2 separate regions of the Mus musculus genome follow, and region 2 is linked to region 1. A link is a contact called in ENCODE Hi-C or POLR2A ChIA-PET data. All regions are on one chromosome and are shown on one strand. The core of a region is the stretch at or near the end of the contact, and the rest is flanking DNA. Distances in the headings are between cores, read along the strand shown. Region 1 holds the start of Tspan14 (tetraspanin 14). Region 2 holds the start of Prxl2a (peroxiredoxin like 2A).

Region 1 (4,592 bases), core at 263-2,762:
GCTGTAGCCCAGAGCACCCCAGTCTCTGAAACACATTAGGTGATCCAAGAAGGAGACCCAGAAATGCAGAAAGGGATGCTATCAAGCCAGTCATCAACTAAAGGTGTATAACAAACACACAGTAAGGGTAAAATACATCTAGTGACATAGGTTTCCACCTCAAGAGACTGAGAAGAATCATGAATTCAAGGCAACCCTGGGTTACACAAGACCCTGACACCAAAAAAAAAAAAAAAAAAAAAAAAAAAAAAAGACTTGGGGACAGCTAAGGGAGGAGCCAGAGAGCAGAAGTCTGGGCTTCATTCTAAGGGTTTTAGGGCCCAGGAGGAGTTTTGAGAGAAAGGGTGTCTCCAGCAACCTCTGAGCTGTTAGAATGTGGGGCCCCAGATTTCCTTTCATAAATAAGGAAGCACTCAGCAGGCACCAACTTCTACTCAGAAGCCAAGGGGCTGTGTGGAAACTGTCCCTTGACAGCCACAACTGTGTAGGATTTGGCAGGCAACTGACCTAAATCCACCAGTCCGTTGGGGTGACCACCTAGAGAGCTGAGATCACACCTGCTACAGGCTCCAGCCCAGCGTCCTGCACACGCTGCCCAACACATCTCGATGTCCCAGAACACCAGTGTCCTGATACAGTCACCGTGGCTCTGCAACCAGCTCCGGGCAGGCACTGGCTGAAGACACTGAGTTCTGAGGATTCTGACTGCCTCTCACTGGAGACCAAGTTTCAGTCCTCCAGACAGGAGTTTCAGTGGTTCAGGGGCCGAAGTCCCCAAATGTGCACTCTGCCCACCCTCTGCACTGCACGCCCGGGAGGGAAGGGAATACAGGAGCTCCAACCTAGGCTGAGCCAGAATCACAACTTGGCCAAACCTCGGGCTAGGTCAGGGGTCGGGCTCTGCTCCCAAACACAGCCTTTAGCGACTAGCACCGAGAAGCCAGGATCGCCACCTCCTTAAACTCTTGCCGGACAGCGTGGGACCCCGCGACAGCGTGCACATTCAGGGTGGGTGGGGGCTGGGCGACCGTCCCCTCATCCGGGACCGGAGCTGAATAAAGAGCCTTCCGCTGGGTTCGCAGGTGAGGACCGACAGAGCCCAGGCAGCAGCCGGGAGCAGACACACCTTCCGGGTAGCCCGCCGCGCCTCCCACTCGATACAGCGCCCCAGTTCGGCTCAGCGGGGTCCCGGCCGCGGCCTCCAGAGCTCGCGGGCGGTCTCAGCAGACAAAGCCCGCGCCACCCGCGGGGCCGCCCCCGCCAGCCAAGGGAGTCCAGGGGCCGAGCAGGAACGCGGGGAGCAGCCGCTGTCCCGAGAGGACGCTCACGAGGGCCGGCCCGAGACAATAAAGACAGGCCCGACGCTTCAGCGAGGCCACGCGTTCTACTTACCCGGGCGCGGCAGCAGCGGCGGCAGCACGGCCCGGTTGGCCGAGGAAGTTAGAGCAAGTTCAGCAGCTCCGAGCGGGAGGGCGCGACTCGGGCCGTCCGAGCGGCGGGGGCGGGGCGCGGAGGGGCGGGGCCGCGGCGAAAAAAGAGGCGCCGCTTCCTCGCACCGCTCAGCCGCCCAGTGCGTCTGGCGCACCCAAGCCCCGCCCCCGCTCTTTGCTCCTCCCCATGCAGGAACCGCCCCATCTTTCGCTCCTCCCCCCCACCCAGGCCTGGCTCTCACCGCTCGCTCCGCCCCACTGTGCTATCAGCCCACATCCCACCGCTGATTGCCCCTCCCACATTGATCACCACGCCTTCTCTACGCCCCGCCTGTGTTCCGCCCCCGGGTCGCCGTGCTCCACCCCCTACCGTGCACCCCGCCCTACAAATGGTCATCCATAGGTAATGAGGCGGATCGCTGACCCGCCCCTTTGTCCGGCTCTGGGCGGTGCCCCAAACGGGATTTACCCGGTTCCGCCCTCTCTGTGGCTCCCGGACGCTGGCGAAGTCGATCGCTTGTGGCCGCAGAGTTGAGCGCTCGGCCAAGTTACGCCGCGCAAATGCTCCTCTGGTATTAGCTCTTAACCCGGCGGGAGCCGAGCCAGGGAGAAATGCGAGTTACAAGATGCCTGTGTCAAGGGATGCTCGAGGTGGCTGAGAGGTGGAAGAAGATTGGTGAAATGGCTGGTTTTAAGATGGAAGGCATTCCTGCCCAGCCTTGGGAGCCAGTGTGTGCGGGTAGTTTTCTAGAAACGGTGGTTGAGATTTCTTTACAGCTGAGCCGTAAACACTCGCTCCTTCCAGTCTCGGTGCTAAAAATACCAAGCTTCCTTTGGATGTCCTGCTGAGATTTGCTCATCACCTTTATGCTGAGGAGATGGCTGGGCTGATTCTTGGAAGTGGAAGGTCACAGGACAGGCAGATAGATTTACAGTGCTGTCCACACTGCTGTGATAAAAAGGCCGATCTCGTCCCAGCCTAGATCTGCTTGTCAATAGAGCAAAGCATAACCTTGTCCTGCTTGGTAAACTCGTGTAGATTTGCGGGAGCTGAGGGACAGATCTGCTCCTCTTGGGCTATACAAAAGTGGCATAAGACTGGGGCTATGTTTTTAACACACGCAGCCAACAGGTTAAGTTCATTGTAAAGAGAAAAAGAAAATCTGGAAATAGAATGTACCTTTCTGCTGCTAGTTGTGGTTATTTAACAATGGGGATGTAGCCTGTTTCTAGAATATGCCAGATAGCTCAAGGACCTCTCTGGCAAGGAAACCTGTCCATATTGTCACCTCTAACTAACCAAAATGCATGATTGGGTGTCTGATGTGTGGGCACCAGGTCTTGAATTATCCTGGGGAGTGCAGCAGCCTGAAACCTCTCCCTCCACATAGTTACTGTTTAGTAGAAAAGACAAATCATTTCAAGATGAAATCAATGCTGAGACAAGACAAAAGCCCAGGGATAAAGTGAGCATGTGGAAGGGAAAGGTGAGAGAGAGATTGATGTTGAAACTGAAAGCAAAGGAGTGAAGAGTTAGAAGAGGGGGTGGGGGGTAGGGGTGGCAGTTGGTCCAGAAAGTACAAGTGGAGAGCAGAGGTGCCAAGGCTTTGATAAGAGCCACGCTCTGATGCGTCAAGGAGCTCAAAGAAAACTAGATGGCTATTGTCAGGCTACTGGGGATGGAGTGAAGATCAAGACCAGGACAGAACAGGCCTACACACTGTGTCAAAGGACTGAGTATCTTTTGTTGTTGTTTTTTGTTTTTGTTTTGTTGTTGTTGTTTAGTTAAGCCTTTGAAGGGTTTATGGAAAAGACCAGCATTCTAATTTGCTGCTGTGAGAAGAGTAGATGTAGTAGTTGTCAGACAAAAATTAAAAGCAGTGAGCCAATTAAACTTTTACCTTAATCCAAGCCAAGTATGGAGGAAGTTTGAAACTGAAATGGCGGGTGTATTAAGATGAATACCTGAGAGATAATGTTTTGGATCTAAGACCAAAAAGACCAGATACAGGAGGAGGAAATGTTTAAAAAAAAAAAGAGGAATAGCTTTTAAGTGTCTTTCTGTGAGTGGGCAAACAGTGCCTCATTTATTGGGTGGGCTGGCCTGGAGGAAATCCATTTTCAGGATAACCACCAACAATTTTGTTTTGGCCGTATTGACTTAGCAGTGCCTGATAGACACCCAGGGTTGTTGTCCAGTCACTAAAAGCAGAGAAGAAGGGTGTGGGCTGAAGATGCGTTTTGGGAGCTCATGGGGTCTAAGAAGGTCATCTAAAGGGAGGAAAGGAAACTGCAGAAGAGAAGGTCCCATGGGGACCCAGGGAATGAGAGGGAATAGAAGGCAAGAAAAAACCACTGAGAGACAGGCTGGGAGGCAAGAGAACAGAGGATGCTAGATGCCTATGCCCAAGATGTAAAAGGCTGTTTCCAGAAAGGACTTAGCTGTTAGCTGCTGCTCGGGGCTCAGGTAAGATGAGGACAGATAAGTGCTTTTAGCAGCACGGAGCCATTGGTAAACGTGCTAAGGGCTCTGCTCTGGGTATAGTGGGATGGAAGCTACTGCACATTAATAACCCAATAGGGAACAGAGAACCATAAGTGGTGGAGATGACTAGGCATCCCTAATAGCCATATCTCATTTTGCCTTTCCTAGCATAATTTCCAATTCTATCTGGCTACATACATGGCTTTCCAAAATAAAGGCAAATGTTTCTGCTACATATGACCATGTGACTCAGTTCCAGCCAATAGGAATGGAAGGGTCCACGTGCAGCTTCTAAACTAACTTTAAAGGGAAGCAATGTGCTTTCCTTGGTCAGCATTCCTTCCAGGAATATACTTATAAAAGCTATGGCTCCAGTAGCCATGGGTGTCTGTAGCAGAAGTCACGTGGTAACGATGTTGACAAACCAAATTAGGATAACTGGGTTCCCAGGTCTAGAGAATCACCTATCCTGAGCTATCTTTCTATTTACTGTGTAGATGAAAGGAAGAAAATTATCTTATTCACATTTATCTACTTTCCATTTTAAAATTTTACTTATTTATTTATTTATTTATTTTGAGAAAAGGTCTCTCTGGAGCCCTGGCTAGCCTGGAACTTCCATGTCGATCAGGCTGGCCTCAAACTCCACAGAGATCCACCTGGCTCTGCCCTCATAG
Region 2 (4,675 bases), core at 970-3,469, 47 kb after region 1:
TTCTGGCCCCCAGAGACCGTTTTCTTGCTTATCACCATAAGATCTTCTAAAAATCAAGCTGCATCCAGTGGTGGCACGTGTTGGAGAAGACCAACATGAAACACAGCAGCGCTCTAGGAAACTGGAAATGCTTCGTTATGGTTTTCATTTTCTTTATTCTTTTTCCTTTTTTAAAAAGGAAAGGCCTAGGATAGCCTAGAACTTGCCACCTTCCTACCTCAGCCTCCTTAGTGCTGCAATTTTAGGCATAGGCCACCTCACTGGGTGGTCTTTATCTTTTGCAGGGTTCAGATGAACTCACTCACTGTCCTAGGAAGGTAAAACAGACAACAACAACAACAACAAAAAAGAATAGAACAATTTCTCCAGCAGTGTTACTGCAAGTCAGCTTTCTGGGTGAAAGTTCCAGGCCCGGGGGAGTCCTGCCTTACGTCCACATTCTCCACAGCACATACTCTGAGTTAACTCTTTGGCTCTCCCACAACTGCTCCTGGTAGTGCCAAAGGCAAAGGTTACTGCTCAACTTCAATCTGCCTTGGCAAGGGCCAAAGAGCTCATGGGTGAGGCTGGCTTCTTCCACAGCAACGCTGGACAGGTCCTGCCACATTAAGACTCTGTCCAAGCAGACTCTGAGCTTAGCATTTCAAAGAAGCAGATAGCCAACTAGCAGGAGAGTTGCTTTTAATCTGGGATACTAATGAAATCGTATGCACCTTAAAATTCCAGACCTCACCAAACAAACCTTCTGGTGCCACACAAGCTTGAAATGATCATTGCAATCCCAGCAATCAGGAGGCAGAGACAGGGGGACTGCAAATTCAAAGAAAGCCTCCGGGAAATTCAAAGCTACCCTGAACTACATAAGGCCCACCCCCTCAAGAAGAAAAGGGGAAAGAGGTGGGGTAGAGTGCTTTGTACCCCTTCAGGGACAACACAAAGGGTCTCAGGTAAATGCCATCCCTTATAAGGAAGGACACCAAGGAAAGGTCGGACGAGAAGAACCAAGTTGCATGAGCCTGGACCAGCCATGTTTCACATTAGCAAAATGGGAACAATTTCCTAATCACCTTCTACAGAGATGAATCACTGAAGATGCTATAAGCTCTTTGCAAAGACTGCCAGAGATGTTAAATTCTTACTTATTTCTGGATTACTCATTGATCACCCCAAATATTTGAAACAAAGGATTTTCTGATGAGTATCTTGTGAGGACCCAGATTCTATTAGCAGGGCTCCATGACAAGCAGGAGGATTTCTGGGTTTGGGGCCAGCCTGGTCTACAGAATGAGTTCCAGGATAGCCAGAGGTACACAGAGAAACCCTGTCTCGAAACAAAACATCCAATGAGTATTTTCTTTTCACATAAATCATTTACCAAGTTCCAAGACAAGAAATGTTGAAGTAAAAATAAAACCAAAAATCTAGGTAACAGGGCTGTGAAAACATTGGAGGCACGGTGGCAGCGAGACTCGGATTGTCACCTTCCCATGCAAACCCTGCCAGGTTGGACCTTAACTTTGCTCTCCCTTGGGCCATTTTCACCAACTCCAACAACCTAACAATTCGGAGGATGGGCTGTCCTGGAGCTCTGATTATCTCATTACCACACCTCAGCAGCGGTTTGAAATTTACAACGGAGCTTTCTAAGGCAAAGGTTTGTAACCCTTAGAAGAGAAGGAGGAGCAGGTATCTCAGAGACTTCCTCACAGGACACCCCAATACCGAAACTGGATAGCCACGGCCACCCCTGGCAGCCTTCAGCCTAGCCCATGTTGGGTGGATGCCCCTTCCTGAGAGGTGGGCAAACGTTTTTGTTTTTTTTTTTTTTTCCTTCAGTTCTCTGTCCCAACAATTCAAACATCTGGGTGGGCAAGAGTTTTTCTGTCCTCTGTCCCAACGATTCAGACTGCTGGGTGCCGCCAGCGCCATTCCGGGACAGGGGTCTCTGGGCCCCAAGCGTGGAGTCTGTCCTGATCGCTGTGGTGGGCTGAGGGCACATCGGAGAGCGGTACCTGGAGAGGATCGGGTCACATCCTCTATCCAGCATCTAGTCTCCGCGGTCCCTGGCCTGCCTCGATCCTCACCTGCGCCCCAAGGACCCCGCCTCCGTGGACCTCACTGGCCCCTGAGCTGCGCCAGCGGACGCAGGTGCCTCCTCGGTTGTAGTGCAGTTTTGAGGGCGGGTGAGACTAAGGTCTCCCCGCGCCTGCGCAGCTCAGCGCCTACGCCACCACGCCACTTTCACGTGACAGACACGCCCCCGCAGCTCCAGACTGGGGACTGGGTAGAACTGGGTCGCCTTCGGGCACTTCTTTGCTCGCTGATTTCCACGGAGCTAGTTTGGAACTAGCGTGGCTTTGTGGGGTAGATGTCCCAGCGTCCATCTTCACCCCCAAATGCTGGTTATTAGAATGAAGAAAACCAGCTGAGAACTGGCTCTAAGGATAATACCAGCTCCTCTAGCTTCTTTGAGCAACCCTGTGACAGGCTTGTCTTAATACTCTAACGTGGTTGGTTGCTTAATGTAGCTCAGACTGGTCTGGAATTGTTCATCCTCCTGCCACAGTTCCCCAGGGGCTGGGATCACAGGCGTGCACCGCCATGCCTGGCTTTTACCCATTTTTCTCACTCCTGTAATAAGTGTTCATTACTGTCGTATCAAAGCTGTAGTCAAAAGAAACAGGATTAACTCACAGAATAGTTAAAGGTGGGGGAGTGGGAGACAGTCAGAAAGAGATCACAGAGCAGTTTGCAAAGAAGTATTACAGCAGCCAGACAGGCACGCTGGTCAGAAGTGGTCATCTGTCCTGTGTGCATTGGGGGTATCCACCTGTGTGGGACTTGACACCTGGCCAGAGGACTAGGCTGTCCTAGTACATCTTTACCTTCCCCTCATGTTTCTCACTGTAAGAAGCAAGACTCTTGCTATGTAATAACAAATTCAAGAGACTAAGGAGGGTAAGACAGTTTTTATTTTACTATCTTGTAGAACTGTGTGTTACCCTAGACAAAAAGTTAAAAGGGGGTGGGGTGGGGGATGGGGATGGAGACCCCGCCCTGCTTTCCTGTTATGTAGGTAGTCAGGAGCTGCCCTAATTAGGGTTATTATTGTTATGATGAAATACCACGAGCAAAAACCAATTGGAGAGGAAAGGGCTTATTTGGCTTACACTTCCACATCATAGCCCATCTCTGAAGGAAGTAGGGTAGGAACTCAAACAGGGCAGAAACCTGGCAACAGAGCTGATAAACAGACTGTGGAAGGGTGCTGCTTGGTGGCTTGCCTACATTCTGATTTTATGAAGGCGTTTTCTCAGTCCCTCCTCTCCAGACTCCAGCTTGTGTCAGGTTGACATAAAATTAGCTATTCCAGCAGTCAACTAACTTTCCACCCTATGGTAAACAGAGACAAATACGCGTTATCTGACAGCTGGGAAAGAGCAGAGTCCTTGTGCCTCCTGATAGATCGGAATGATGTACTTCTGATACTCAGAACCTGGAGCTAGGCTGGTAGGCAGCAAGCTGCAGGGAGCCTTCTATTTCTGCCCACCAAGGCCCTGAGATTCCAAGCCTGTACTCTTGCAATCAGTCTGGATTTTTACTGATACCAAGGGTTTGAAATCAGTGCTTTTACCTGCTGAGCCATATCCCAAACCCAGGAGATGGTCGGTCATCTCTGAGCAGTGTTCCCCCAACCCTGTTCACCTGGGAAACACCTAGTATCCAAAGGCTTTCCAGATCTTCCTCCAACCTCACATTCCATATAAATATATGGCAGGATTCAACTCAGAGAGTCTGTTGAGGGAGCTTTCCTGAGCCATAGTATATGCATCTTTGTTTCCCTGCTGGGATCCCAGAGCCTGGTCCTGGAATAGCACCCAGATATACTGGGGAGGTTCATGAAAGAGAAAAGGTCTAAGCTGAGAGTGGTCATTAGCCTGAGAGATCTGACCTTTCACAGAAAAGATTTAGTGTAATTCGGTACCGCGTGAGTGTGCTTATAAAATGCCAATTCACCTCCACTCTCAGAAGACTTTTCTAACATGCACCTCATTTCTTACTATGTATCTGGCCTGAAATAGGAGCATTGGCTAAAGGTGAGGATTCCCAGGGGTTGCTACTGTAATTAAAACAGAAAGCCAGTTCTTGGAGACATGGACACTCAGAACTTGATGGTTAATGATTATGGTTAATGCCATCTGGTTATGAGCAGTAGAATTCTAGGGTGGGGGATACTAAGAGTCTGCTGTAATATACATACTACTCAAATGTAAGATGATATGCTTATATTTATGATCCTTTAACATCCCAATCTCTGGACCTCAGAAGAGAAGACTGGCTCTGGGAGCTAATTAACATGCAGTCAATATCCCAAGTCTCTCTTTGTTCAAGAAGGCACAGGCTGAACTCATTAAACTGCCAGCAGACCAGAAAAATAAGTTATTTGAAAGCCAACACAGGAAAACTTATTTATAAAGCTCAGCAGATTTTAAAAGATCAAAACAAAACCCATTAATAATAGGCTGGGCTTGTAGCTAAGTAGAGTGATTGCGTGAAGTCTTGGGTTCAGGTTCGATTCCCAGCGCAGGGTCAACTTTGTAAGGCAGTACACGCTTGCAATTCCAGGAATTGGAACTAGAAAGGTGGAGGCAGATGGATAAGAAGTTCAAGCTAA

What was found. A loop is a pair of places that touch in the nucleus more often than their neighbours do. ChIA-PET counts read pairs that join two places held with the same protein, here RNA polymerase II (POLR2A).
Region 2: a map of left cerebral cortex shows a loop between it and region 1 (2.5-fold over the local background). The contact joins the promoter of Prxl2a here to the promoter of Tspan14 in region 1. A Hi-C loop is called at or near these places in 7 of 37 maps with a recorded cell type or tissue (CH12.LX, T-helper 1 cell, T-helper 2 cell and 3 more). POLR2A ChIA-PET finds 5 or more read pairs at or near these places in 3 of 5 experiments (Patski and embryonic stem cell).

What each region holds. Positions count from the first base shown.
Region 1 is chr14:40,965,384-40,969,975 of GRCm38, forward strand. It overlaps Tspan14 (tetraspanin 14), which reads right to left and starts at 1,513. Exons shown (of 9, transcript NM_145928.2): 1 at 1,393-1,513.
Region 2 is chr14:41,011,614-41,016,288 of GRCm38, forward strand. Prxl2a (peroxiredoxin like 2A) reads right to left here and starts at 2,220. Exons shown (of 6, transcript NM_027464.4): 1 at 2,085-2,220.